6 separate regions of the Mus musculus genome follow, and regions 2, 3, 4, 5 and 6 are each linked to region 1. The links are chromatin loops, found by intact Hi-C in ENCODE. Cell type or tissue: left cerebral cortex. All regions are shown on one strand. Links, peaks and the distances in the headings refer to the core of each region. The heading gives the core; the rest is flanking DNA.

Region 1 (4,994 bases), core at 636-4,635:
ATTTCAGCTAAAGCAAATATTTTCAAACACTTCTAATTGCTACAGTAATTTATATTTGAAATAACACTTTTAAAACATTTGTCATTTTCATTTTTAAAAACAGTGAATAAATATATTTGATGATGATTCAAAAAACTGTTTGGTTTCATTTTTGTATTTCCCACGACGGTTTATTTCCAAACAATTTTTGAAACAATCATACTTTTTTAAATGGTATAAGTACATTTGCCTTTTAAAATACTTTGATTCAAAACTCCTCCTCACCCCACACACACACCAGATTGAGAATGAGCTACCTCTGTGCTCAGAAAATAAAGTTGTGTGTATGTGCGTGTGGTGGTGGGGGGGGGGGGTTGTAGGTTGTTTCAGACCTCCGTTTTTTGAGGGAGATCTACTCAAACTTTTCTCGGATTCTCCTAGCCCTAAAATTCCCACCTTACCTTAGGTAGTCAAAGGCCGCCTGTCTTTCACAATCACACTGTTATTATTATTTTTAAGCAACAACAACAAAACACTGGGACTTTGCAGGCTGGGGTTAAGTGCCACAGTTTCCCTCGCTTGCTAGACTGCTTTTCTTTCTACCCAGGCCTTTGTCCTCTTAAGGCCTGTTTTGCACTTTTAATGACAATGGTGTTTGATTTCTCCTGTTGCCTCTGCGGTTTTGGCTGTGCGGGTCCTCTGCCCAAGTCGGCTTAGGTTGTGTGCTAGCCTTAGACCACCTAGGCCCGCCAGCCCTGGTAGGACGCCGCTTTGCGTCTTTTCGGCCACGATCTCTGAAGGCCCAGCATTTACCCCCAGCCTCTCTGGCTCTCAGAGGCACTTCCAAAAGTGCGCTGCCTCTTTTAGAGCGCTGAAAGTTTGTGCTGCTTCTCTCTCTCTCTCTCTCTCTCTCTCTCTCTCTCTCTCTCTCTCTCTCTCTCTCTCTCTCTCTCTCTCTCCACCCCAGGGCACTCATTTCAAACTTCATGGAAACCGCCACCTTAAAAGCCTTCGAAGGGACGGTTTCTAGGAATCAAGACGGGCCAAATGCTTCTCCTGGAGCTGGCCCCTCTAGGGGCGGGAAGTGGGGAACGAGAGGGACTTATTTCTTACTAAGGGTGCCTATGCCAATTTTGGTCTCGGACTGTCCCGTGGAAAGTTAGGCGACTAACACTTTAAAAGACCTCATACTGCCTCTGCATTTAGATTGCAAATCCAGCGAGTCAAGTGGGCAAGGAGCTGGAGGCCAGGAGACTGGGGAACCCGGACGGGCCTTGGGGCAGCTCCTCTAGAATGAGTTTAAGCCAACTTTCTCAGACTGCTCTGGGGACTGACCAGAGCGCAGCAGCAGGCTGCTTCGTTATTACCCAGCTTCCTCGTTGGCATCACAACCCGCACCAGGCAAAGATAATACGACTCGCAGTTAGTTGCCCTGGCCGCTCTAGGGTCCTGGGGGGGGGGGCGGTAGGACAGCCTAGGACATGGTGGGATTCTCCTAGAATCTGGAGAGGAACGTGCCTGTGAGGCCTGGTCAGAGATGAGACTGGTAGGGTGGTGGGCAACTAGTTCACGAGAGCTACCAAGGTGTCTGGGAGCTGGAGTTCAGGACAACACACCGAGGCCAAAGCCCAAGGGGTGGGGGGAGTGCCAAGCGTTACTCCATCAATTGTGCCAGGGAAGACCTGTAACCTGTAGCTTTCTGTCAGAGAGCCTAGGCGACAGAGATGGGCGTCTGGTGTGGCTCTGCTTTCTAGAGAGAGAGTAGTGAGGAGACAGGTTTCAGAGCTGGGAGAGTCCTTGGGCTCATTTGGTTGTCAGATTCCTGGTCACCATGTGGGAAATCCGGGAAAGGCAGGGGACTTCGCTGGCGACGCATGGCATAAATATACCCAACGCCGGGGCTCCTGGGATCGACGGATTTTTTTTTTCAATGCCTTAATGGGTAATTTCCTTCCGTAGCAACGAGAAAATGACTGCCTAGTTATTGTAGTCTATGCGTAGAAATCTACAGCAAATGATGGAAATTAACAAGGCAGGAGGGAGAAAAGGCCAAAGGAACCGCCGCGGCCTTTCGTCCCGATCTTGGGGCTGCGCTGTTTTTCTCCGGGAAACACCTAGCGAGGCCGAGAAATTCAGGCCTAAAGCGAAGATCTAGAGGCCAAGAATAGTGACCAAGGTCCCTCCACCTCCAAGACCAGGTCACTGCCAGGGGTCCCCGCCCAGAGTCGAGGCGATGCCTCCCTACAGCGCCACCGCGTGGGCTGCGGCTGAAACCGGCTGCGCTGGCTGGAGCGAACCCTTCCGCAGCGCCGGAATCCTCAGGTTAAAGAGGAGTGGAGCGGGTGCGGTGCCCAGTCCAGGACACCATCAGACTACTCAACACCAAACTGTGACCGCGTATGCAAAACATCCTTGCCTGCAGTTGCGCCCAGACGCTTGTGTTGAAAACTACACCTAAAAAGAGCAAGACATGACATTCCACCAGCATCCCAAACTTCTTGGCAGGCCGATCCACACCACCCTAGCCCGGGCAGGGGAGTTCAGGCCGTCGGATGCCAGGCAGCCCTAACCGGAGCAGTCGCCGGAGCTCACTGCGACTTCGCTGCTAGGCTAGAACTTCACAGAGTTGTTCAAGCCAGGACGCAAAGTCTAGGCACTTACTGGAACCACAGAGAAGGCGCGTAGTCAGTGTATCCTGCGGACCAAATTGCCCAGGGACTGCTTAGAATACTTCCTTGGATGGCGCTTTCACTTTTTTCAGGGTCACAGGAAGCCCACCAGGCACTCGCTTAGTCCAGTTAGGCTTGTAGTCTGAACTAAAGTCCGGGTGACAGAGACTCTGCATCCCGGGACTCTGTCCTCTTCATGCACGGTGGGTGCCTTCCCTCCGCGTCCTGAGGACAAGCCCAGCAGAGCTTGGCGTCTCCTGGCGCCGGTCTGGAGTCGCATTAAGACGTGGCTTAGAATGCTTTGCTAGGAAGGGTGGTGGTGTTGTTTAATAAATTAAATTCTCTACCCACCTCTACCCATCCCCTCACTCGCACACAGTGGAACTGCCAGCAATTGAAGGGAATAAATAGCCTACTCAGAAAGGTGTGAATTCACCTAATGCCCACCCTAATTATAACAGGAGCATGCCCTGGACACCCGAACGTGCAAGTTCCTCTCCGGGCCAGATCTGGGTCTTTGGAACCAGTGACCAGTGCCACCCAAAATATATCTCTGCAGTCGGGAGGGTTGAATTGCGGCTCTCCGCGACAACTTGGCCTGCTCTCCAACAGCCTCAGCAGCAGCAGAGGTCTGTTCATTTCTGATACCTGGTACCCGTGACAATCTTACCCTGCCAAGCCTCACAGTCCCGGCCAAGTGGCTCACCTCAGCTCTCTGCGCTTGCCTTCGCCCCTCTTGCTCAGTCCCTAGTGAGAAGTGGTGGGTCAACGAGGCGCCGATGCTGGCCGCTCACCTCCAAGAGCCAAGGAAGGTGCCCTAGGCGTCGCAGGTCCAGCCCCGGGGCTGATTTAAATAACTAATAAGCTCAGAGAAATTTTACGAGGGGAACTTTTCCTTTTAGTATCAATAAAGCTTAGTAATTGGGTTTGTTGGTTACCTATGCTTCTCTCTCTCTCTCTCTCTCTCTCTCTCTCTCTCTCTCTCTCTCTCTCTCTCTCTCTCTCTCTCTCTCCTTCCCTCCCTCCCCTCTCTCCCGCTCTCCCTCTCTCCCTCTCTCCCACTCTTCTCCATGTTTTCAAAAACGGAGTGGCTACGTGGTGTGCATTTGTGTAGTGTGAGTGTGAATGTAAGGAAGGTGTTTGTTTTGTTCGTTTTCAAAGCACTTAGCATACAGAACAATCATGATTTGCGCTCAGGAGTGGAGAGTTTTGAGAGGTGAACAGTGGTTATTTCGGAAGAGAAAAAAAAAAAGCACAAGAAAAATAGAAGAGGAAACACTTTACCATTTTTGTGTCACAGTTTAAGAAAACGGCAATGTTTCCTTAATATTGCCTTTTAACTAATTTTCACTGTGTTCAGAATCGTAGATTTTAGTGATAATTTGGTTTTAATAAAAGTCTACTCCATAATACAATTTAAAATTTTATTTCTACTTCTATTTCGAGCATTTTTTTTGCAACAGTAGATATTTTCCTGTCCATGTATTAAGGTTTAATTTTTAGGATAGAGAAGATTGTTCCGTGTACAAGAATTGCTTATAGTCAATTAATTAGTGTCTTTACAGTAGTTTCAATCCATACAAAAATCTTGGAAAGTAAAAACAACTGGAGTGGTTTTCACTAAGCAAGTGGGCTTCTTGTTTGCTTTGTTTTTCTTCTTTTACACATGGAACTTAAAGACTGGACTTAAAAACAACTTGAAAATGTGTTATACTGAAATTTACCTGAAGTTAAAATCTGTTTCAAAGGCAGCACAGCTAGTATATACAGGTGTCATTTAAACGAAATGAAGAACATTTTTGCCTCAGTATTATTAATAGGAGCGGATACTAAGTGGTCAGAGAAAAAGAAATGAGATTGAGTTTTCCAGGGGGCAAAGTGTTGGCTTCTGAAGTTACCAGAAGCATACCCAAACCTGTGTGTGCATATCTCCCACGTTTTCACTATCCTGCGGAAACTTTTCCTTTTCACTGTTTGCTAGGAAATTGACAGGTTTTCCTTGTTCCTGTGGTTTTAGACCGGGAGACCTGAAGCCGGCTGAGGGTTGCCTCTGCCCAGTAATGTCCAGAGTTCAGAGATTAGAACTACCCCTCTTCACTTTCCAAGAGGAAAGAGGTATCTAGCTGACCTACTGGGCTCAGCCTCCTTCTCCAGAGGCCAGCAACATGGGGGAGGTGGCGGGAGGGGGGGGCTGACCCTTCACACTCTTTGAAGATTGCCCCAGCCACACTGATACTCAGGTACACTCAACAACACTAGCACATCTTGAAAAGATCTTGTGTACCTGTATCTCTTCTTCCTACCTTCAAAGAGGGTTACTGGCAAACAACTTTCCTTTCCATTGGC
Region 2 (4,994 bases), core at 402-4,401, 730 kb before region 1:
ATAATACATTGGCTGCCTAGCACTGGTTCATTACAGACAATGAAGTTACTACCTTATCGGTGTTCATCTTTTAGGTCTAAAGTTACACAAGGGAGTGCATATGACTTGCCAATTATCATTTCACCCTTAGAACATGTCTAATGTCCAATATACAGCAACTTTTCAGACATTTTTTGAATGAATGGACTCTGATTGCTACAGAGTAATTTCTTTATTTTTCATAGTGCAACCACTCAATTACTAAGTGCTCTATTCATTCTAAATCTCAAACTTTTATGTGTCTTTAGTATCCCACACTTGTACATTGTGATCTGTTCTCTCACTACAGTGTTGCCACGCTGTTGACGTTCCCACTGCTTTTTAGTCTCCTCCCAGTCCATGAGCATTACTCCATCTCTATGAGCCAAGAACTGCTACATGGGTCTCTGGTTGTCACCTCCCATTATACTTCTTCTTCCACCCACTGCCCTCGAGACAGTGTCAACATTTCTGAACGAGGGAGAGAACCTTGCCCTTTCCACAGCAGTTTTGAGATGAGGGTTCCAAGTGAAGTGGAAGGAAACAAAGTTACCACAAAGGTTTTATTTCTATAGATGCTCTGTGTGGTTAAAGTGAAATCACGGTAAATCAGAGCTCACCAAGATTCCTCATGTCTGCAGAAGCTAGAAATCACCCTCATATAATATGGTCTTATGGCTTTAAAAGAATATCCTGTCAGTTCAAAAAGCTAAGTTTGCAAATGCAACCTGTACTCTGGTGAACAGCTATTAGCAGAGGAAAGACTTAGGAAATAGATCACCAAGTGCTGGTGTCTCAGTGGCCAAGCCATACTGCTGAGATGGAAAGTCTAGGAACATAAAGTGTATCACAAGAGTAAAACAACATCAAAGTCTGCTTCCTTCTTCCCGGGGACTTACATATAAAGCAAAAGACAACTTTGCCATGAGTTTAGTGACAAAGTCCACTGTAGAAAAGACTAATTCTTTAGGCTGTAGAGATGTCTCAGGCATTAAATGCTAGGCTTACAACCAAAATTATATATATATATATATATACATATGACTCATTCTTCATAGTGAGTTGCATTTGTCCATGTAAGTCCACTGGGGTAAAAGTGGCAAAGCTTGAGCAAATAAGCTAATTCCCATCATGGCGACAAGGTCTTATTAAACCTTGAGATATGTTAAAGTATGCAGTAGTAGGTTCATAATAAATTCATTAAGCAAATATATATCCTTAAAATTTAGAGGAGAAGACAGGCGGTTAAAGACTAATACATTTTAAAAGGACCGATGGTATCTAGCCAGCTTCTCCCTTGTCACAAACTCTTTGAATGACGAGGGGAACTGACTGCCAAATGTGTTTTAAAGAGTCATTTGAAATGAAGAAACAATTCAGACGCAAACAAAATACAAAAAGAAGAAAGGGGCACTTCAATTTTATGTTTTCTTGCTTTATTTTTAAGACTAAAAGTAAAATCATTATTTTCAAAAATATGACCAATGTTACATTTATATAGGCTAAAAACTCGCATGTTTAACTGTACACTCTGAAGGAATGTTGCCTATTTTATTCATAGACTTTAAATTAGCAGGAGAGCAAATTATGGGATTTTATCATTAATTGTACTAAAAAGGTACTTCCTCATAGATTCAGATATTCGCCTACATCTCTGGAAGGCATTAGCCCTCCCATAAATGCACAGGTGATAGCAATAAACTACTAGGAAAGCAATGTTATCATATATTTAAATTCAAAAATTGCATATATCATATGTGTATTGAAATATAAACCTTCCCTTGCAAAGGTACATTCACACACATGCAAGCTTTTGAAAAGCAAACACACTACAACACACATAGTTATGATGAAACTTTCTTTTCTAGTCTTACCTATGTGTCCCTCAAGAGCTGTCCTCTTCCCCACAAGAAAGGGAGAACTATTCTTAAAGGCAAACCAGAGAATGTTTTTAAGAGGACAGAGTTTTATTTACGAAGGCAGAAGTAGTTCTAATGCGATAGAATATATTTGCAGGCCTGCTTATTGCTTCAGTGCAGAGCGATAAGCAGCCATGGCCAGGGGAAAGGGGGTTATTAATGTGTTTGATGTGCAGGACCAAAGTCTGTCATAGCCAATTTGAAATGTGGTGCCTCTTTAAAACATAACCAAAGAGCTGGTCTACAATTCCCAATCTGCCTCGGCATATACAAATCATATATGCTGACAAATGATAAAGGGAATTGGAAAGGTTGAGAGGATGAAGTCAATAATAGATTTATCTCCAGACATTTAGCACTTGGAGTGCATCTGTTATGCAATATGTAGACATATTTTACAGCAAATTTGGAGATACTGTGAGCCCACTGGGCAGGGACAATGTCTAATTTTATATTCTATAGAACTCAGAGTTTCACTTCCTTGCTTAATGAGTAAGTGGAGGAGACACCCCCCCTCCATGCACACAGAGCAGAAGTGCATGGAAAGGACTTGGGAACACAACTGTGGGGTTTGTGTGAGCAGCAGTGGCAGAATAGGCCAACGGTGGAACGGCGGGCACATCCGGATGTGAATATTTCATTTACAATATGAGGGGGCTGTGAGCAAAAGGATGGGTGGCCTTCGGAAACCAAAATTGTTGTTTTTCACAAACTCAAGGAAAGTTATCGTAAGCTTTACTCCGATGTGCACAGTTTTTGAACTTAGTTGGAAATTTTATTTTAAAAGATCTCAGTTAAGGATATTTAGAAAATAATTTGCTGGCAGTTTGCATATTCCACAGAGACAACTTATTTTCTTCTTTTACTAGTGGATTATTAAACACAGTTACTATAAACTATTAGCTTTTAAAATTCTAGTTTTGTTTTTAAATGCAACATCATTTATGCAGGGAGTGCCACTCATGTCTATTTATTTATATGTACAAATATATTTAGTTGGGAAAATCTTTGCTATGTTTCTTCATTCTATCTATCTCTTTTTCTGATATTCACATATACAAAACCAAACCCATCTTAAAGCTTAATTTTGATTAAATTTGATATACTTCAAAAGCATGTGAAAAGGGTAAACAGGTAGCAACAGTGACAAAAGGATTCTGGTAGTTTATAACGAGTTGGAAACAGAGGCTATAACCTTTAGTAGTTGTATGGTTAATAATGCTGATATTTTAAGTTAAGGGAGTTCCTAATGGTTCTTTCCCTGAAACAGGCAGTGTGCAGACTTCTACCCCACCATCCTGACACAGAATTTTGACGAAACTGAATTTTTTGAAGTCTTTGGGGTTTTTGTTGTTGTTGTTGTTGTTGTTGTTGTCAATTAAAATGAATTATTTTTCCGTAGTCTTTGGAAAGTTATGATTGTATGAATGAGAGTATGCAAAAGTTGTGTCAGAAGTGTTGCATGCTGTGTGTGAAGCCAGCTGCTTGCTGTTAGAGGATGTGATATCATTCTCTCCCCAAGCTACAAGACTCTGGCCTGTCATTTGATTTCTGAGTACACGTTTTTCAAGGACTTCATGTCGTAATGGTCTTAGAGACATGACCTCAGGTCATGTGAGTTAACTCAGGTGAATGATAAACAGAAATAGCTTATCATACTGCCTCACAACACAACAATCTTACTGAAGCTTCATAGTTAAAATATAAAATATAAATCTATACTTAAGGTTTAAAAGATTCACCAAGATTTTGTTATTTTACTGTTTCTGTTTATTTATTTGTTCAGGGTATCAATTCATTTGCTTCCTTTTACTTTCTTTCTCTTGAGAATCAAATACACGAGCATTAACTATTATGAATAATTAATAAACTTAAAAATAACTTTTATATCTAAGCTTTATACACTACAACAATGTCATGCTTAAATGTTTACTTTCTAAAGCAAGAATTATGGTCTATATGTGGATTAAAATAAAGTAATAAAGTAGCTTTTCTTGGGATTTACTTTTTTTTTTAAATGAAAAACAGACCTTGGCATTATCTCTTCAAACTTTAACCTATACACAGGAAGGCAAGAAGAAACAGAAAGGTAGTCCCTGCCACCGGAGCCTGTTTGAAAAAACAAAACAAAAAACAGAAAACAAAACAGAAAACAAAACAAAACAGAAAAACCCAACCAAACAAAAAATAAAAACAAACAAACAACCCCCCCAAAAAAACAAAATCAAAATAACCCATTAAGACCCACACAACTCTAAGAACTCTCCTGCTATGAAATAGCTCCCTGAGTGGCCAGCCATCTTAGGGAGAAATTGAAAAACGTGATTTTAATGAACTATTCTCTATAGGACTTGAGGCTACTTTCTTGCATAGAGGAATTCAGAAAAATTATTTCACCAGGCTTTAACTGTTTTTTTGTTTTGTTTTTATCCCCCCGCCCCCATTTTCAATGGCCTTGTGTATCAAAGTACCTGTGTGATTCCCAATGCAGTCTCTGACTCCATTGATGTTAGGTCCTTCCAGTGCAGAATAATAATAGTTCCTAAATCCCCCCACTAAATCATATCTTGAAAATCATATTTTTATAAAAGAAGAAAACAACTGCACTAAAGAAAATGCAATCACCACTCAAACTCCTGCTTAGCTCGTTAAGGACAGGAAACTGCTAATCAATCATGCTTTCAAAGCACGGTACATACGTGATTTAAGAGATGATGTACCAAGCACAGAACAGTGAATTAAGTAAGATAAAACAGTTACTGTGCAGTGTACTAGATACTGGTTATTGTTTGCAGCTGTATGCTAGTACTTTTAAATAGAACATGACAGAACAGAGCCAAATGCCCCTGAAATGAGAGAAGTAAAGAGACTAGCCTGGAGTTCAATAAACTGAGACATTAGTGAGTCTGACACAAGCTAACAGTGCATAGCTCATTCGGAAACTGCTTAAATGAGAAGATACTGTGCGGTCCCATGTACACAGACATGGTGTCAGGGCCTGCCTTCTGTCCCTGAATGTGCCTTCTAGTGCGAATATGAAAGAGTCTGTGATGCATG
Region 3 (4,994 bases), core at 628-4,627, 290 kb after region 1:
TTAAGACGATTTGGTTTATGATAATAGGAACCTAGGAAACCAGTACATTGATGGCATGAATACTCCTCCCCCGGGGCATCTGATCCTTGCCGTAGCTACCAGGGAATTCTTGTGAAGTGTGAGATCCAGGGCATCAGGCTATGTTGTCAATTGCATGGTCCTAATACTCCTGGTTGCTAATGATGAGCCCCACTTTCCACAGTCCCCAGACTTTCCCTCTGCCCAGCCAAAGAAAGTGTTTAAGTTAAGAAGCTGCTCTGAGTGCCTCTCAGAGTTACTAGCCTATGAAAATGAACTCACTGAACACTCACGGAATCCTGAGGCTGTAAATGGAATAGATGTGTGTAAGGACAGTGTGCACTTCAGAAGTTAAATAAAAGGCATACAGACAAGGGAAGAGAGGCCAGGCATGGTGGAACCTATCACCTAACCTGTTTGCTCATAGGGGACATTTCAGGGGAAATGGCCTTGCCATCGTTTACAGGAGCAGTCACTGACTCAGCACATTAGGAAGGACAGACTGAGCCAGACGCTGGTCATGTGACTTACAAGCAGTTTATCAAGGGGACCCCTGAATTTCCCTGACCTCAGCTGCTGCATCTGCAGGGTGATAACCACACCTGCCTTGGAGGCATGCTGCCAGGACTCAGGGGGTGTGTGTGTCATGTACTCATTGTGCACACAGGTCAGACCCAGCTCTGTTACACCTGAAGCTTGTACAACTCTGAGCATAAACTGTAAGGCAAACTGCCCTAAACTTTGCTTGAAAATGAGCTTAGGAGTAAATCATGAGAAATTACACTTTTTTGGAATTTATTAATTTGTGTGTGAGTAGATAGACACCTGTGTGAGATGTGTGTCCCAGGTAATGAGGATTGGCAGCCAGTGACTTACTTCAAGCAATCACACTTAAAACCTGAGAATGGTACCAGGGCTTAAATTGTCTTTCAAAATAATGAAACTGATCTCTTCGTCCCTTTCTGCATGTGTTTTTCAGTGACACGCTTGAGTTGCACTTCCCAGGGCTATCCTTTCCTACTTTCCCGTTGTCATTTTAAGAGACTGCAAAGCTCGTTCATCTTTCCTTCTAGACAGTCAGGAGGGAGACACCTGCTCTTGGTTGGTCAGTGTTGTTCCTTTTCTTTTCGTGAGATAGGGTCTCACTATAGCCCTGGCTGGTCTTGAACTCACAGATAGTTGCCTGGCTCTTGCTCCTGAGTGCCTGGACTAGCTGTTAGTGTTTGGGATGCAAAACTAAAGCACAGCTTCCCACCCTTGTTGCTTGTCCTCGCTGGTTTTCCCAGAGACAGGTTTGCCAAAACCAGAAGTTCTGGTAAATTCTACTCCACACGATCATCATGGTGAACTGAATAATGCTGAATATGCCTCTGTATTTGTAACTGTGAGCCCATAGCAGCTCAGATGTTCTGTAGTTCAGGCTCCCGATGGAGTGGGGACAGACAGCTAAGAGATCCACCCTTTACTTACAGACTCATGCTTCTGAACTAAAAATTCCACAAACCAGCCCTGACTTCATCTGTCTTTAGTCTTGATCCTTCTCCCTGTCTTGCCCAATTCTAGTGCATTTGTGAAGCGTTTCAACTCTGCTTTGAGCATCTCACCTCTGGGGGAGCTATGGAGAATTCCTGGAATCCATTTTGTTTTTAACTAGAAGAGCTGGTAAGAACTTAACTCCATGTGGAAGAGACTCTGAGCTGCATAACTATACCCTACTGGTCGTAATTACAGTCAGCAGAGCTTCCCCTTATATGTCTCCTAAAATGTTCAGCGACATTCCAAGAGCCACGTGCACCACCAGTAGAGCCCAGTTCAATGGAAACTGAGTTGTTTTCCTTTAAGGCCTTCCGGGTCTCATGACAGGAACACCAGAGTATTGAGCCACATACAGGTGCAGGACACAGGTGGTATACTGGTTACAAACCCAAGATGCTGGCCTTGGCTGTTGCCATACCAAAGCCATAAAACAAAAGAAAACAAAAAGAGGTAGGAAAAGACAGTGGGCGGTTTCAACCATCTGTGCCCAGAACATCTTTCTTTAGCAGACTTTACAAAAGTATACAGTTGTGTGCATAGACAGCCTGTGAACACGGCACCCTACAGGGTTTTTGTGTAAGTAAAGGCACCTGTGGCTTACATGTCCTTATCCTAAATGGTTACTCTGCTCCCACTGAAAGACAGTACATGTTCAGTAAACACTTGGAAATGACGTTTTATCCTCAGGGACCTTACAGTCTAGCCAGCAAAACAAACAAGAGTAGGTCAACAAACCCCTGCCACAATTCAGCATGTCAGAGCCCAAATCTGTAATTGCGCAGAATGTGGGGAGGTGAATTCAAACCAAACTAAGTGACTAAGTATCTGCAGGGTGAGCCAGCCAGGAGTCTGGGCTACAGATCCAGATCAGCCCTGGTCGTAACTGCAGTTTTGGCCCCACCTGGTGGTGGTTTTACTCCGTGATTTAGACACTGCTGAGGAACTTCGGAGTCCTGGGGCTGACTTGGTTTTTCAGAGTGGCGGGACTGATTTCAGATTTTTTTCCAATTAAGTTTATTAGTCAACTCGGCGGAAGTTCAGTTGGGCGGCACCTGGTGCTGTGGGCTTGTCCTTTGCGTCCCTCGTTGAGAAAACAGGGCTGTGCTCGGGCCTGCACAGGATGCACAGACAGTCCAAGGAGGGGGGTCACAAAACTGGATGCCAACACATCTCCCAGGTACAGAAAGGACTACTTGGGCAATGCCTCAGAGTGCAACCGCCTCAGGAAGGACAGATCCAGAGGGGACTTCTGAAGAAATTCTCAGCATCTAGGAGTGTGGTCCTCCTATAAAACTGCTAAAGGAGGAACAGGCTAACTCACTAAACATACACAGAGATTTTAACTGCATCACAGGACACCAGAGGCAAAGGCTGACCAGATGAAGGAGAAGGAATCTGGAGTCCTAGCTTAGGTTCAAGAGCATTGCCTAGGGTTAAGACTGAGTTATGACCTTGCATAACAGGAGATATGACAGGAGAGAGTTAACACTGATTCAACAGAATTGGGGAACTTGGGGTCATCTACGTCAGGGGACGTGTTGAGAAAAACCATATGATATAATATCAGCAGAGTCTTGGTTGACATTCCACAAGTCAGATTAAATAGTGATGCCAAAACATGCACACAAGGCTTCTTGTATCTCTTATCTGGGTATTTACCTTCGTCACATTCTTGCAAAATATTAGGGTAGACATTATGAAGGAAAATGAACATGAATCTAAACATATATAGAGAACAGCATTCATCACTTTCCAGAAACCCTTTGTGTTTACTAGAGATGATAGTTTTATGTAACCATGTGCCATTGCTGGACCACGCCAACCCCACTTTTTCTAAAGCAGTTAGCCTTCAAGGACATTTTAGTGCCTATGAGGTCAGAAAACTAACTGGCTGCAGATGTGTCTATGCAGTGAAATGATAGGGACCTAGCACAGTTAATAAACATCACCTGCCCAGCCGAGGAAGAGGGCTAGGAAAGAACGACAAGTAAGTATTATAGGACTAAGAGAACATTCATTCTTCAAAAGGGAGAAGTTTGCATCTTGAGCCACAAGCTGCTATGCAAAAAGAAAAAGGAAAGGGAAGGAACGAGAAGGGAAGGGAAGGGAAGGGAAGGGAAGGGAAGGGAAGGGAAGGGAAGGGAAGGGAAGGGAAGGGAAGGGAAGGGAAGGGAAGGGAAGGGAAGGGAAGGAAAGGAAAGGAAAGGAAAGGAAAGGAAAGGAAAGGAAAGGAAAGGAAAGGAAAGGAAAGGAAAGGAAAGGAAAGGAAAGGAAAGGAAAGGGATGCACTGACAAACTCTCTATGGTTTTTATTACATTATCCATTCTTATTCCCCAACAACTCTCTAAATGGAAACAAAACTATAAATGTCAAAGAGAATATATAATCTGTTAATACAAAAACCACAAGCTAAGCGAGTAAAGTACAAATGAGAAGAAAATGAGTTAGTATCAACACCGAGCCCTTGGTTGCATGGGGAAACACCACCTTTGCCTGATGACCTGTGAGAGGGGTTTGTACAGGATCTAGTGTGGACCCAACCAAGGAAATGGAAGGCATAGTGTTTCAGAAGCGAGGACCTTGAAAGCTGGTAAAGATTAGAAACCTACGAAAACCAACAAACCAACACAAATAGCACCACCTCTGGGACTGCAGCACAGGTGCTTGGAAGTCAAGAGAGGAGCCCAGTTTCTCAAAGCCTAGAGCCATGGTTCTCAACCTTCCTAATACTACAACCCTTTATTACAATTCCTCATGTTGTGCTGACCCCTCCCCCAACTATAAAATTGGTTTCTTTGCTATTTCATAAGTAACTTTGCTATTGTTCTGTAAAAATCTGTATTTTCTGATGGCCTTTGGCAACCCCTTATGAAAGGGTTGTTAGCTGCCACAAAGAGGTCACGACCCACAGGTTGAGAACTGCTGGCCTAGACACTTCAAGAAGCAACTCACTGACATGGAGCAACCGACAATACTCAGGTCATGCCAAGGCTTCAAGGGGTCATCGTGAAACCAGTTTTGAAAGCATCAAAAACAAAACAAAACAACAAAAAACAACACAATGTCCACTATCAAGATGAACACTGTAGAGGTGGTGAGGTGACACTTCCAGAGATAGAGGTTACATGAATAAGAGCAGCTCTCCCTTCCCTTCCCAGACTGCACCTTCCTGCCTCATATTTCACTTTCCACCACTCAAACTAAAAATGGTGCTTTACAGAGTCCAGGACTCATATAAACAGAATATGGAAGCTGAGAGACAGCAGGTTGGTAACATGCACACTGACAACACAGAGAAAGAGTTCTGTCCCATGTTTAGGTCTGTTTCTCACATCTTAGTTCATGAAAAGCAATTTTGTCTCAAAATATCTTGATCAGCAACAAAGAAGCTGAGAGAGTGTCACCCAAGGGCAATCTGATCTACACCCAAGCCATGCTA
Region 4 (4,994 bases), core at 294-4,293, 230 kb after region 1:
GCAATCACATGAGAGCCAGATGGGCTAGTTCACACATGTAATCCCAGCCTTCAGGAGGCAGGGATAGGTGATGTCCTAGAGCCTCATGTCCAGCCAGTTTTGTAGGCCAGCGAACTCCAGGTACCTAACCTAACCCATACAGGGACTGCTTCAAATGCCTACATGGACCTGCTGCCACACCATCCCAGCATTGTCTCTATTCACTGTTCCCTTGGATTTTTAGGAGCCTTGGAGAACTGATGAGCATGAGGCAGTCAGGGGTATCTCCTTCAACTGGATTCAGTAGTGCTCCCTAGATTCAGCAGTGCTCCCTGGATACAGTAGTGCTCTCTGAATTCAGCAGTGCTTCCTGAATTCATTGGTGCTCCCTGGATTCAGCAGTGCTCCCTGGATTTATCAGTGCTCTCTGGATTCAGTAGTGCTCCCTGATTATTAAAAATACTTCCCCACTCCTCAGAGCCTCCAAGTTTCTCAATACCAAACACTGAAATAACAATTTGGATCTCTCCCCAGCCCAGCTTTCTCTGGTTCGTGTCTAGTCCTGAGGCTGTGGATGTCCCTGTATTGTTTTTCTACAGCATGAGATAAAAAACAGTGTTTTAGTTGTTTGATTTTTACTGGGTGATTAGTCTAGGCATGATAAGGGGGAGAGCACGGGGAGCATTATTTTATTTGAAAGCCAGAAGCACATAATGTTTATTAATAAAGAGCCTGGTTTACATAGATTTTATTATTATTGAGCATAAAATGGTTTATATTACAAGCAAGGGTGAAATTACTAACTAATTAGCCTGCGAAGATCATGTTTAATGGAATATATAAATCTAGGGTGTTGCTTTGCCTTTTCCAAACCTTATGGGTCTTACTCATTAAACACACACATATGCAGCCTTAACGCTGGACAGGGGATTGTGAAACACAGCTCAAGGTCAGATGACTAATTGTGCACTTACCTGTGTCCAGAATCGCAGGGCTTTGAATCCCTTAGCTCTGAAGGAAGTCTGACTCACAGCACAGCTGCTACAGCTTGAAGCTGAATCCAAGGACAAATAATAGCAATTGAGGAAAGCAAGAGAAGGTATCTGCTAAATTACCTCCCCTCCCCCCTTCCCTCTCTTCTCCTCCCTCCCCTCTCTTCCTCACTTCCCTTCCCTTCCCCTCCCTCCCTCCCTCCCTTAAGGCCCTTTCTTTCCAGTATCTTGAAGGATCCTGAAGCCTTTGTCAACACACCATGCCCAGATATTTCAGTTAGATTTTGTAACGGCATAATAAAATGTGTCACACACTGCAAGAAACTGTAGGTCACATGAAGCACAGTGTAGGAAGACAGTGGGGACATGTTCTGGAAAGAAAATTAAATCCCCCAAATTTGGAAAAACAGGTAACCCTAAATAATTTCCTTATATTCCCCACCGAATAAAGTAGGGACTGAATATTCGAAGAGGAGTCCAGGCTTCAGCCGAAACAGGGGAGTGGAAGGCACATGACAGGAGACAGGACACTTCACCCTATTCAGAGATGTCACTGCCTGCCTCCAGGTGGCTCTGAGGCCAAGCAGTCTCCTTCCTCTCTACCTCTTCGCAGTTGCTTTCCACAGGGCACTAAAGCTTTAAAGATGTCTACAGTGCACCCCCACCCCCACCTCCACTTCCCTGCCCCAAATCTTGATCATATTAAGCTTAATGTCTACTACCCGACTGTTCAAAAGTTGAGTGACAAATGTGTCATAATTCTAGCTTTTTGTTGTTGTTGTTCAAAATTCAAGTCACCACATAGTGGACTGCTTGCCTGCTCCTGCTCTGGAAGAGTGAATGAAGGGTCCCCAGGTCAGGGGATTTCCTTGCTCGGACAAGAGTTCTTTGATCTGCCCTTTTGGGTGATGACAAGAAGCAAGATGAAAGAGAAACAAAACTCCCAGGTTAGCTCCTCTGATAACCCCAGGCTGCTTTTCAGTTTCTGGGTGACGGACCCAACAGCCCTAAGTGATTACATTACTCACGATGAAGATAACGCTGCCTGCTGCCTTAATGTCCCTGTCATTTCGTTTTATGGGAGTGCTTTTGTTTTAATGTCACAAATCAATGCAAATCTAGACATACCAGGCCATAAGATTTGTATTCAGGAAATCTGTGTTTGAAAGAATCCAGTGTTTGCTCTGGGGGCCCAGTCTCCTTGGACACCAAGGGTGTTTGGCGGCTCTGGGAGAGCGCCTGCTTGGCTCATACTATTTAAAGATGAACACTGCCCCCTGCTGTCCATAAGGCACATTGCTGCCAGACGAACTTGGCTGGAAGGTGAAAATCACCCACCTTTGTATAACAAGGGGATGTGGGTGGGGGGTAATTTTAGTTTTTAAACTTATTTGTCAGTTCAGAAAAATTATGACTACAAAAAATTACTACTGGGAGGCAAGACGATTCGTTTTATTTTACCATTGTTGCTAAGTCGTTTTAATGAACTATCACCAGAGGCAAAAATACATTGAAGTAAAAGGCACAGAGAAGAAAACCTCTCTAGCCTAGAAGCTCCGATGACAAGACACAGGGAAGAGGAAACTCTGAAGAAGGTTTTGAAAGATTTCGGTTTGACTGTAGTTGGGCAAGGCATCCAAAGACAAAACGAATACCTGAGCCAAACTGGAGATTTTAGAGAGCTCCTACAAGCCACCGCGGCACCCATCCAGGGCCTGTCCCCTGCCTTTGCAGCCTGAGTTTCACTGGGAGTTCCCAAGCCAAGGAATCCAAGATGTTCTAAGAGGGTGACATTAGAACAAAAACACTCCCATAAAACAAAATGGCAGGGACATTAAGGCGGCAGGCAGGCAGGCAGGCAGCGTTATCTTCATCATGAATAATGTAATCACCCAGAAACAGAACTCCACAAGGACACCCTACGAGGTACCATCCCACCATCCCCACTTCTATCTGGAAACCAGGCACTCCCAGATCACCGTCCACTCCTGCAAAGGTGATACCTTTAACTGAGCATATAGGAAGCCTCCTTCAACAACTTTGAGAGGAGGTACTTAGTAGATCCTAACAATCACCACTGGAGAACCTCCTGGCAGGGAAGGGAAGGGAGCCAAGCTCTTGACTTTAAAATCCCAGGCATAAACAGGCACACTGAGCCAAAACTCACTCCATGCTGCTGGAAGGCAGGGCTGCTGGCGACAGCTAACATTGGCACATGTCATCAGGTGCCCATTGCTCCAGATTCCGAGGTCATCCAGGACCTGTTCTTTACAACACAGGCTACCTCTAGAGTGACTCACCATCTTGGCTTTTTTTTTTTTTTTTGACACAGCATTTATCTCTTCTTTATAAGCTAGAAAATTCAGAATTATAGAGAATTAACTGTCATATGTTCAAGAAGCCAATGGGTACCCCAGACCCTGCACTCATTCTGCCTGTAAGCCTGTGAATTAATAAACTGCTCTTTGAATTCTCTCCTCCCATCTCCCTCAACTACCAAAACGCTCTCCAAAGTCACACTCAGGGCAGGGAGGGGAGCAAGGGGAGGGAGGGGAAGAAGGGGAGGGAGAGACAGAGCAAGAGAATTGTGCTGAGCAAGCAAAAAATGCCTAGTGAATATACACCCAATTTTTTGCTAAATTCCCTATAGAAGTCATCTGACCAACAACATTTTATATTTTAATCAGAATTGTCTTTGCTTCCCTCCCTTCTCTCTGGGGTGTCAAGGAAATGTCAGCTGTGATCCCAAAACATTGTTGAAAACTTTCATAAACACACACACACACACACAATTCCTGTGTTTGAAATTGAGAGGCTGTGTGCTGTTCTGTTGAACTCTCGCGACAGTCTGTCTACTCCACCTAGAGGGGCAGCCGGGCTCCATCATCCATGCTGTATGTATCGCCCTCTTGGTTAGCTGGCAGGCTTTTGTTACCAGACAGGTTGTTACGGTGCCCTGTGCTTTGGTTCCAATCATCTTTATATAGTAGCACAGCGGGATATATCAATGACAATGTCACTGTCCTCGTTTGTCTTGTCACTCAGGGATTTTATCATCTCATATTATCACAAGGAGAACACAGCAAGAAGCATAACAAGACACAGGAAGAAACCACATCTGCCTCGCCTTTACTGCAGTGCACTGTTATAATGGTCCTTTTTTTTAGTAGTTACTGTTGTCAATCTCTTATGGTGCCTAACTTATAAACTGAGTGTTATTATAAGTATATGCATGTAAGTATTGATATGGCCTCTGAAAATGCAGACCATCCTAGAATGTATCTCCCATGGATAAGCTGCATATCCTGAGTGTTATGTCACAAACATTGATGGGCATGCCTGTGTCTTTCTACACATTTGTGTCTTCTCCATACAATGAATTTCCAGAATTCATTGACTAACCAATAAATTCACAGGCTCTATCTGTTTGTTGGCTGTAATTTACCAAAGTGGTCCCAATTTCCCTTGATAGCTGGCCACTGGCAAACTCGGATTCTTTTATTCCAATCTTAATTACTAAAGTTAACTCTCAAATCATATGTTAACATTCCACAAGATTTACAAGCACAGGGTTAAAGGATTACAAAGAGAGGTCTATGGAGGCTGCAGAGTTCAGAGAGGATATCCTGAAGTCAGGGAGAGAGAACTGTGCTCAGAAGAAGTCTGCAGAGGACCAAATAGAAATGTCCTGTGGGTACGAGCTGTGCAGACATAGTTATCAAAGTCAGGTTTGGGTGACAGGCCCCTTAAGGGTCAGTCTGAAGTGGGCTGAGTGTCACGGGCAGGAGAAACTGCACCTGGGCTGTAGCCAAGAACAGATCAAGACTTTTGCCTTCAGCACTTTCTGGACACAGCTGAGGACTTGCCCAGGTGACTGGTGGGCGTGTCTGCTCTTTTGGTCACGGGTAGCCCTTCTTTCAGTCTCAGGTGCGGAGTTTCCATCTGGGGTGATTAATAGGCTCATATGTCACGTGGTTCTGATATGTCTTGGTATATTTTCAGGTGTCATAATTTATTGGCACA
Region 5 (4,994 bases), core at 630-4,629, 1.0 Mb before region 1:
CCCATGTAGCTTAATTCTGAATTCCTGGCCCCGATTAAATTCAGCGATTGTTTCTCATTTTAGAAAGCTGTCCATGTGCGTGCCACGTTCTTTTCTTAGATAAAAACATACCCACAGCTTCCATACAAAACGAAACCAAACACATTCAGAACACATGTAAGCCATTTCTCTATGGGAAAGGCCATTTGTGGTTAGCACAGAAAGTATTTATGGCTTCACTGTTAATTGTGGTTTCTTTGTATTAGCCAAAAAAGGTAGCATTCTTCATGGTAGGGATAGTATGAAAGAAATTGCCTTTCTGAAAAATGTCGGAATTTTCTGGGGTGCAAGGAAATGACTGAACTTAAGACTTTTTTTCAAAACACCAAAGAAATACATGCAAGCCCAAACTCTTTTAAATTTCATTAAAAGTTCATTCAAAATTGTTTTAATTGAACTTGGATACATTTCCAAAATAAAGACTGTATACATATACATAAATATATATATATATATATATATATATATATATATATATATATATATATATATATATACACACACACACACACATATACACATACATTGCATATTTATTGCTTGGGTGTATTAAGGTTTTCTTCTGAAACAATGTCATTTTTAATAAATATTTAATTTGCCTAAATCACTGGGCTGTTTTGCTTCTTTCTTTCTTTCTTTCTTTCTTTCTTTCTTTCTCACTTTCTCACTTTCTCACTTTCTTTCTTTTCTTTCTTTCCCACCCTCTTCTCCCCTCACTTTTAACATTTAAACTCATAGAATAATTATGGTGCTGAATGTTTTACATATTATTAAAATTATAATTTTTGTTTTAAAGTACACTTGACCATATTTTGTAAGGTGACTAAGTGAATCACAAGCTAACTACCTCTAGTATAGACTTGTGGGGCCTATACACTAATTTTTTAAAGTAGGCGTTTCTGTAGTTCTGACTCCATCAGGGCACCTCCCATGCCTGTTGTGACAGTGAGGACAACAGAGGCAAAGCGATTAGGCCAGACACTAGAACACCACGGAGGGAGACTGACGTGTCGAACAGCGCTTCTTAACTACACTGACTTTCATCACCTACGGAAAACATAGACCTCATAATGTTGTTATGCAATTTAAATATTGGGACATATATATTTATATATGTTATAAAATTTCACAAGGGAAACAAATCACCAAACCATGACCTTGATTTCTTCTTTCTGTAGGAAAAAACACTGTTTGTAAGAAGGGTTGTGAGCATAATCTGTCAATTTAATCACATACATTTATGTATATCTTATGAATGTATCTGAAATTGACTCTAAATGAACATTTTATGATGTTAAATGAAGTTTTCCAAAGATCTGCATTTATTCAAAGATCATGTAAAAAGGCTGTTAATTTAGATAAACATGTTGTGTCCATGCTGAGCACTTATGTAATTCTGGGCTTTAATTTAATAGTTACAAAATCAAATACATTCATAACTTAAACTGCACTATTATTAGTATTCAAAAATCTCTCTAGTAAAACATTTAAAGAGTTTTAGTGAATATTTTGCCCTTCCTTTCCTCTTTCAAATGGAAATTACAGTGACATTTATCAGGACATATGGATTTTAAAAATTGGGTCAAGTGATATGCTATAAAATTTCTACTTCTAATTTATTTTAATATATTTATACACTGCATCATATTGTGCACCAGCACAGAAATACATATCCATGTATCATTTACATTATTATGTAAAAAATTACTGATAGTCATAGCATATATTTTTATGCCTTTTAATGGCTTGTATTTTTATAATTATTAATATTTTAAGTAGATGAAAGTCCTTCCCCCTGCCCGTGAAAATTTTTTTTAATGAAAAAGGGAATAAAATTTCAGCCCAGAGCTCACCTATCTTCATTTTAAGAAACATGTTTGCATTTCCTTTTTATGTTACAGATATCAAATGCAAATCATTTCTGATACTAGATACAGGTGGGTCTCTTTTCCTTGCACGGGTAGCAGCTAATCGTATTTTTACTGATTTTCATGGGTTTTCAAATATTGATATTGATTTCAACCAAAAGATGAAAGCAGTTTATACTAATGAGTTTTCACTATCGTGGGTGATAGGAGATAGTGCTTGAATAAAGGAAAATGCATGCACAAGTTTTTCACTTCTTACTGTTCACAAAAGAAAAAAAAAGTGAAAAGTAAGAATTCATGCTGTGTGCCTGTTTCCTCTTGTCCTTCCTCAGCTGAGGTATCTAACCTTCCTTGGAGGTTCCCTGAGACTCCTCAGACATGCCGCTTCTTTTCCCGGTCCTCTACTTGCGTTCTAAACGTCAGCCTGTAGGGGGCACTCCTGAGCTGCCACAAAAAGACTACTGAACCGCCTGTGTGGGTCTGAGATGTATTTAATATTCATTATGTTATCAAGACATTTCCTCAGCAAAGAATCCACAGTTCATTTTTAAAGCACATGCAGCCACAATTGAGTAAAAAACAGTCTCAGGTATTGAGACAGACATTTGCCTTCCCGGGGAGGCTAATAGAAATTTAGAAAGCTTCTGTCTTGTGTGGGTATGTTTGTACTTTTTGGGATTTCCTTCTTTCTGCCATTCTTTTTTGGAGTTCAGGGTACGTTGCATAATACCCAGAGTTTTATTATCATACCCCCAGTCTTGCTGTCTCTGTCTCACTTCTGGGAAGAACCATAGATAATACATACAATCACGTGGCCCACAACCAAGGTTATAAACAATCGATCTTTAGTGAGAATGAAATATCACCTTTAAGGATGTCTGTGACACTCCACTCCTTTACCCATTTCTTGTTTCTTCCCTCTCCCCAGATCCAGTAGAATCTACTTGGATGGCAGTTCCGAGGACCACTTCATGGTATGGACCCTTCACAGGGCTACACTTCTGAGGTTCCCAACAGCATCTGGTGCACTCGCAATGGCTTTTTATATCAGTTCATAGCTACCCATCAGAGAGATTGTAGAATCATCTAACCTGATGTGTTGTGGGGTAAGTCGATATTCAGAGTTTTGCTTGCCTCCCAGGCGTTTACTCTCTCCTTCTTGGTGGATCACGTCGTTATCGTCCCTTCTGAAAGCAGCCCAAGCAACTCATTCTCTGTTCATCTTAAATTTCGCTCTCCTGTCACAATTTCACTTGCTTTTTTCCACCCGTGTTTCAACCTACCATCTCCCCATTTATTGGTCCATTTTCGAACAGAGTCCCTCCACAAGTTGTATCTGAATGATGTCCCCAAACACCTCCCTTCTCTCCTCCACACTCCAGGATAGTCTCTTGAGATCACCAGTTGACTTCCATGCTTTTAAACCTATGATGAGTCCTTCATCCTCTGTTGTGGGTAGCCCTGGGGCTGTTTGTATCTTGATGCTAATTCTGCTTCCCTAGGAGGGGCTGCCTGGGATAAGGAGTGAATCACATACTCAGGTAACTTCCTGTGAACCTTTCCCTAATGAATATTTCTAGGAATCAATCACTGGGCAAGGGGTAAGCGGGACTTCTGGGTTGAGAGGGTAAGAGGAGGCAGAAAAAGGTCTTGTTTTTGGACGGGAAGACAGGTGGAGGTCAAAGTGTAGGTAGCAGAGACCCCTGGTTCAGGTGGCAGATCCACTGGGATCCGTTACCGGGGGATTTAACTTAGAATGACTTACAAATTAGGAGGTTAGCTGTGGTGCCACTTGTGTTACCTGTTAATTTTGAAATAGTTTTGAAATAGTTTTGAAGAGAGAGAGAGAGAGAGAGAGAGAGAGAGAGAGAGAAAGTAAGTCCCAAGATGAGAACATGAGAACAGGTCGGCCTGCCCGCCAGTGCCTGGCCTGCCCACTGGTGCCCAGCTGGCGGTAGTGGTAGCGTGGGATTGACTTCATATTTCTATTTCATGCTACAGTCCTCATCTCGATACTCAAAAGTAATATCTTCTTTCCTCAATGGATAACTTTCCTTCTTTCTTAAATAGCTCTAAAGTTGCCTTCTGCTAGCCTTGCCCTTTTAAAGGACAAGACATATGTTAAGACTTTGGGGAGCTGGTTTATAGAAGAAAGCAGATTTCTCAACACAAAAGAAAGGATACACTTCAGATCCAGGGCGAACAGTGGGGGATGAGGCCAAGAGGCATCTTCTTATGAAGACCTGATAAGATTGAAGAGGCGCAAACTGAACTGTGGCCTCCAGGATGAAGTGGAGAGCCATTGGCAGGTTCCGAAGAGACAGTGAGCTAGCATCTGACTGCAACTGTATTGGTAGCATGGTGCCCTACAGTGGGGAGAACCAGGGTAATGATAAATCAGAGGAATTATTGATAGGCTTGAAGGACTATCTCATACATCAAGGGTTGGAAGCCAGGCACAGGGTACACATGTGTGATTATGGAAGCCTGAACAACATGGGAGACCTTATGTCCAAAAGTCAGAAAGTAAGTTTGTAAGTAAATAAACAAATAAATACGCTTTAAGAGTAACAGCATATAGTGTTGGAAGGGTGCACCTTCAAACAGTAATATCCAGTAAAGGAATGAGTAGGTATGCCTAGACGAGTAAAGTGGGCCTGGCTGGAAACAGATTTGTGATTATTCAGAGTCTGGACAGCATTTAAATCCCAAGAAGGTGAGGTAACCCTAGGGAGTTAGTGTAGAGATAGATTCAGAGTCTGATCCCTGCAAAACTCACAGTGTTGACACAAACATAACCAAGGAACAGGGGATGAGGGCTCTCAGGACAGGTCTGGCTGCAAGCCTGCCACCATTTTTTCAAGTTTATTCCCTTCCCCACAGTGGTACGCCTAGCCATCAATACAGCTGCAGGTAAATGCTAGTTCTCCCTCTTCCAGAGCATTCAGGTGTTTCTCATCTTAGCACGGAAGGCAGTCCAGAGAGAGAAAGAGAGGAGAAAGGGGGAGGGGGGGAGAAGGAGAGACGGATGGAGAGGGGGAGGAGATGTTGCACGGGGGAATTGGGAGGGTGAACGTCCATATGGAG
Region 6 (4,994 bases), core at 459-4,458, 1.1 Mb before region 1:
CTGGCCTGGCCGTTCTGCCTCCATACTTCTCCTTCTTTGCCCAGCCCTCATTTGAGGGGACATTAGCTGAGTTTCTATAATTAGATCGCTCGCACAGGATCTTCATATTGGTACGGAGAACAGGGCAGTTACAAACCCAATCTTCAGGAGTGGCTTGCCTATTTTCAGGGAGAGTCTCTGGCCACATTGAGACAAGTGCTCAGAGGTGGGGCCTGACGACACGACCTTGCTGGAGTGCTAGAAAGCAGACTTTGGGCTGGCCTGTCTAGACTTAAAGGGCCCAGTCTGCAGGCACAGGAGGAGAGAAGAGTCCTCAGCTTGGTGGCTACTTTAAAACTCTTTCCTCCCTTGATGCACGTTTCTGTTTCTCCAGTTATTGGATTGCTGGTTGATTTTGAAATCTCTAGTTCTTTAATCAGTAATGGGGAGGGGGGGACCCAAAAAAACAAACCCCAGAAAGCCCATCAGGCACTAAGTTGCCTTTGGATCTCGCAGAAGCACCCACCCTCCTGCTTCAGTCCCTCTCCCTTCTCACCTTCCAGACCTTTCCTTTCTCTGTCCTCTGGATGTCCCCTTCCCAGGCTACTGTGATAAAGTTCTTCATACTTTTCTCACAAGACTTTTTTTTTTCCTAATCCCTTCTGTTGGCAGGGAATTGACTCATGAATAAATGGATAATAATAACGGCTGACATTTTTGGAGCGCTGACTACTTGGCAGGCAGTAAGCCGGGGATTTGCTCGCATTATCTCGCTTGATCCTCTCAACAGCTTTGTGCTGCAGCCCACTTCACAAAGGAAGAGCTGACACTGGGAGAGTGAAGTGGCCTGTCCTCGGCCACAGAATTCGGAAACAGACGTGGCCCCCCTCTCAAGCACAGGGGAAGGGAAATGGCCTTGGTGTGGAAATCGCAGGACCCCGAGACACACAGAATTGGTAGCAGGTCAAAAAGTTAATGTTGCTTGCTTTCGTTTAAAGGAATGTCAAGTGGCTATTGCAGGGCTAATTTCCCCTGGGCAACCAACGGGCTCAAGCTGCCCACTCTGCCCCTGGGGGCAGTTTTTAGTCTGCTGCACTGGATTACAGCCTCTGTTATACATTGGGGTGGTCCCTGAGCGTGTGCGCATGTGTGTGTGTGTGTGCTCGTGTGTGTCTATACACGTTAGTGCAGGTGCCAGTGGAGGCCAGAAGCTTCAGATCTCCCTGAAACTGTAGGTGCATTCGGCTGTAAGCTGTCTGACATGGTTGCTGAGAAATGAACTTAGACCCTTCTGCAAGAGCAGTATAAGCACGTAAGCCACGCCATCTTTCCCGTCCCTGGCCTAAAGACTTATAAACGTTCCCAAGGGGTGCCAGGGGGCCAAGTGTGGGAAGCACTGTCTGAGATGTGGAGTGGGGTTAAGACACTGTGGTGGTGAAGCAGGGAACAGAGACGCATGCATGGGCTCTTCTGCAACAGAGGTGTGCACGGCACAGAACCTGTTCTGGCTCAGTTGTTGGTGAAGCCAGGTTGGTTGAGCCCTGCTCTGCTTTCTGCATTGGTCTGGCAGGCACACTGCTCTCATTCACTGCCTTAGGAAACAAGTGCTATTTTGGCTCCTTCCTTCCCAGGGTAAGGTTAAAAAAAAGTTGAAGGTTTGGGCCCAGGCTTTCCAGCCTCACCTGGGCCTTGCTCCCTGCTCCCCTTGTTGAGGTTTCCTCTTTTGGGATCAGTGTCTGTCCACCTTGTTTTCTCTTTTCAATTTTTCTCATTTACCACACCTTATTTGTCACTCATATGTCTCCCTGATTAAAATTTTACAAGCCCAATTAAAAACAAAAACAAAAAATATAAATAAAACAAAAAACCATAACTTTTTCTTTCCTTAATCTTTTTTTTAAAATTTTATTTTAGAAAACCAAATACTTGAATGTCTTTTGTGTATTCTTTTAATCGGGAATTTACAAGTTCTTCCTTTATGGACTCCCATTCCCTCCACTACCCTGTTTCGTGTGCCTTTGTTAGGACTAGCTCACCTAATTATTTCTCCTTCTGTATCCTGATCCCCCAGCCTGGGCACAGCACTGCCAGTCTTCCCTTTCTGGTGGATCGCAAAACACTGCAAAGATCTGTAACTCCCCTGTGTGTTTCCATTACTCCATTTGGTGTTTAACTGTACTGAACATATTGAAAGGTTGAAAGAGACAGTACTATTTTGGTTATTTATCTGTTGCCGAATGCACATGAAAAGATGGAGCCTCCTTTCCAACGCTCAGCAACAGCAGCTAGGGCTTCACGGCTTCAGAGCAGTTACAGGATCGACATTTTGTTACCTTTTACTTGTTTGCATAATGTTAAAAACAAAAAACAAAAACCAAAACCCAAAAAACCCGATAACGGTGGTTTCAGTGAAGAGACATTAAGAGGTAAGAGAAAGAAACCCGAGGATAGGAATGAGTTGCAGGGTCAGAGTAGGAAACAAATTCAGGTGTTACCAGTAGAAGTGAAGGGGCCAAAACCCACAAGAAGCAGAGACCTGCACCAAAACGTGTGTACGGAGAAACAGTTCTTTGGGAAGGGGAAACACTCCAAAAAGATAAGAATGCAATAGCGGCAAAGAGAAACTCGGAGACCGAACAAGAAGCTTTCCACGTAACACAGCTGAATATTCAGAGGGACAGAAACCTCAGAGCTGAGCTGTCGGTTCAAAAAAGCTCAGCATCACACTTACAAATAAATACTTACCTGTTTGAAAAACCTGACTGCAGCTGATTCATTCTCCAAATCAGGAAAGCTCTGCAGTTTCAGGTGGAACACAGCAACTACTGAATTCATGGTACCAGAAGATGGCACCATAGTCAACGTTTGCTGGGAAATGGGCTAAAGGCTTGTGTTTCTAGCCACGACTGTAAGGCTCAGCCCAACAGAATGGACCAGAATGGACTTACACGACGGTGTAGACTTTTGTGTTAAGGCTATCATGTAAATGACAACAAAATATTCCAAACCAGTTTGGAAATCCCGGGACGCGGCACAGGGCAGGTGCTTTGGCTTGGTACACCCTCTCTTTACCTAGAGGCTGTGCGGTTTACTCGCTGTGCAATATCAGCATTTGCGAGATTTTTAGTTCATTTCTTCCCTCACATTGGCAAAATATGTTTCCAGCTGATGGGGGCAAATGGCAGACTAATTGCATGACATTTCTAAGTTTGTATTGTTGGAAATCTATAGATATAATTGTGCTGCTCTTATCTGAGGAGGTTAAAGATCTCCTGTCTGCTGGGAGCCCCACCACGATCCCCAGCTGTGGTAGGATCTATTTATCACTGTCGAGATTGAGACGCAAAGCTGGATTTTTATCTCATTCGGAGTAACTCTGAAGCAAACCACGCTTCCCTGTTGAGATTCTTGTATAGAAATACATCTCTCAATTCGTTCTTTCCAGCTTAGACACATTGAACTGAGCAAGTGAAATCTGAGGAATAATTTCTGGACCTAAAAGAGAAATAATGGAGAAAATGTGACACAAACCCTTTCTTTTCTTTTGGCTATGTTCATGTTCTGGGTGCCAGGAGAAAATAGGGGTGAGGTCAGGGTCAGAAAAAAAGAAGAGCACAAAAGACATCATGTTTTTGGTTAATTTAACTTCATATTGAATACTATATTAAGTCAAATTCCCCATTCAGTACAATTCTAAAGATAGATTCTTTTAAAAAATTCACAAACAATATATTTGAAAACAACTTTTAAAAATTACCTAGTAATTAAAGAATATGGATACATCTTTTCAAGGCTTTGGACAAAATTATCAAAAATTGCATTTGGTATCTTTCGAAACAAGTCCAGGTAAGCGTCCCGAATTTCTTGACACAGGCAGGTTCCTTTCATCGAGTCCATTCATGACTCAGGCTTCCCCCAAGGAAAGCCTTGGTACTGTGGGTTAATCATTATTTCAGCAGTGTTTCCTATGCATCTTTCCCATCCCAATGCTGCGGCTCCTGATTCAGCTCTCCCGGGTTCTGTGACAACAGATGCATCGTGAGGCTGCTGCCTACCCGCTGCCCACAAAATGTCCTCTTTATAAACTACTATATTATTTATGAATCAGAAAAGTTTCAAAGAAGGGCCCCATCCGACGACTGCTCACTGATGAATTTACAGCAGAGACTTTTACTCTCATTTTATGAGCTTCTTGGAGAGAAGGGTTAGTGTCTCAGAGTCTGGATCTGTCCCCTGGTTAATATATCTATTTCTCAGCACCATGTACTCACAAGACCTTGTCATACAGACTGCAGTGACCACCCTCAAGAAACAGGTAATAGTGTATACGTGGCACTTGAGAAAAAACAGTAGATTGATAAAAAAAAAAAAAAGAGGGTTTATAAACATTGTGTTCCTGTGCCAGATATTACAAGATCAAATGTGCTTCACTTCACTTTAACTTACTTTCATTAATCTTCTTGGAAAAAAGAAATTTTCTTCTTCTTCTTCTTCTTCTTCTTCTTCTTCTTCTTCTTCTTCTTCTTCTTCTTCTTCTTCTTCAACAACCCAGTAAGTAAAAGGCATGAATGGGAATCTCTTGCAATTGAATTTGACACTTAGGATTGTTGGTTTGAAAGTCAGGTAGGAATAACTGTGGGAAAAAGAATGGCATGCAACTCTACATATTTAAATGTGTTTGATCCCTCTTCTTCGTTCCTCAGATTATTTCCATATTCTAAATAGAAGCAGCTTTCTGGATGTGTGCAGTAGACACAAAGGTAGCTCGCACTGCTGGGCTTTAAGTAGATGTACGAAAAGACAAGACTAAAATCAAACAAAGCAAAAGTTCGCACTAAAACAAGTCTTAAAAAAGGAGCCTTGTTGCGCCTCTTCTGCCACAGAGCCACATGCACTGTGATGGCTGTACCACCATCAAGGGCTCTGACAAGAAACACAGAAAGTGTCATCCACCACAGGTGTTGGGGAGGGGGCTGAAAATGAGTGTGTGTGTGTGTGTGTGTGTGTAGGGAGGG

The links. A loop is a pair of places that touch in the nucleus more often than their neighbours do. Peaks named below come from ENCODE experiments on the same cell type or tissue, not always from the same donor. Only the 100,000 strongest peaks of a DNase experiment are listed, where the experiment ranks them.
Region 2: it touches region 1 in a loop (11-fold over the local background); 6 of 42 quality-filtered maps call a loop at or near these places.
Region 3: it touches region 1 in a loop (5-fold over the local background); 5 of 42 quality-filtered maps call a loop at or near these places.
Region 4: a loop joins it to region 1, with 4 times the contacts of the local background. A loop is called at or near these places in 11 of 42 quality-filtered maps.
Region 5: a loop joins it to region 1, with 7 times the contacts of the local background. A loop is called at or near these places in 10 of 42 quality-filtered maps.
Region 6: a loop joins it to region 1, with 6 times the contacts of the local background. A loop is called at or near these places in 19 of 42 quality-filtered maps.

Annotation. Positions count from the first base shown.
Region 1 is chr1:56,975,067-56,980,060 of GRCm38, forward strand. 9130024F11Rik (RIKEN cDNA 9130024F11 gene) reads left to right here. Exons shown (of 2, transcript NR_024326.1): 2 at 1-130. It also overlaps a transcript of Satb2 not described here. Among named protein-coding and RNA genes, the nearest start is that of 9130024F11Rik, 6.1 kb to the left of the region's middle. In left cerebral cortex, for the core only: a CTCF peak has its summit at 2,233; DNase peaks (open chromatin) are centred at 2,321, 2,710 and 2,841; H3K4me3 peaks cover 3,886 bases; H3K27ac peaks cover 4,000 bases.
Region 2 is chr1:56,245,168-56,250,161 of GRCm38, forward strand. No RefSeq gene overlaps it. Among named protein-coding and RNA genes, the nearest start is that of 1700003I22Rik, 230 kb to the left of the region's middle. In left cerebral cortex, for the core only: no CTCF peak of the experiment used is centred there; DNase peaks (open chromatin) are centred at 446, 788, 2,393 and 3,406; H3K27ac peaks cover 4,000 bases.
Region 3 is chr1:57,267,475-57,272,468 of GRCm38, forward strand. No RefSeq gene overlaps it. Among named protein-coding and RNA genes, the nearest start is that of BC055402, 55 kb to the left of the region's middle. In left cerebral cortex, for the core only: CTCF peaks have their summits at 1,700 and 2,454 (motif pointing left); DNase peaks (open chromatin) are centred at 2,064 and 2,439.
Region 4 is chr1:57,203,576-57,208,569 of GRCm38, forward strand. BC055402 (cDNA sequence BC055402) reads right to left here. Exons shown (of 7, transcript NR_037990.1): 5 at 3,139-3,324; 6 at 954-1,033. Among named protein-coding and RNA genes, the nearest start is that of BC055402, 8.9 kb to the right of the region's middle. In left cerebral cortex, for the core only: a CTCF peak has its summit at 2,272 (motif pointing left); DNase peaks (open chromatin) are centred at 2,228 and 2,641; H3K4me3 peaks cover 193 bases.
Region 5 is chr1:55,958,150-55,963,143 of GRCm38, forward strand. 9130227L01Rik (RIKEN cDNA 9130227L01 gene) reads left to right here. Exons shown (of 6, transcript NR_045837.1): 5 at 2,836-3,013. Among named protein-coding and RNA genes, the nearest start is that of 9130227L01Rik, 29 kb to the left of the region's middle. In left cerebral cortex, for the core only: a CTCF peak has its summit at 2,335 (motif pointing right); DNase peaks (open chromatin) are centred at 988 and 2,348; H3K27ac peaks cover 1,297 bases.
Region 6 is chr1:55,888,098-55,893,091 of GRCm38, forward strand. It overlaps Gm32949 (a long non-coding RNA gene), which reads left to right and starts at 585. Exons shown (of 3, transcript XR_373419.4): 1 at 585-942. In left cerebral cortex, for the core only: a CTCF peak has its summit at 2,827 (motif pointing right); DNase peaks (open chromatin) are centred at 732, 1,340, 2,133, 2,833 and 1 more place; H3K4me3 peaks cover 3,170 bases; H3K27ac peaks cover 4,000 bases.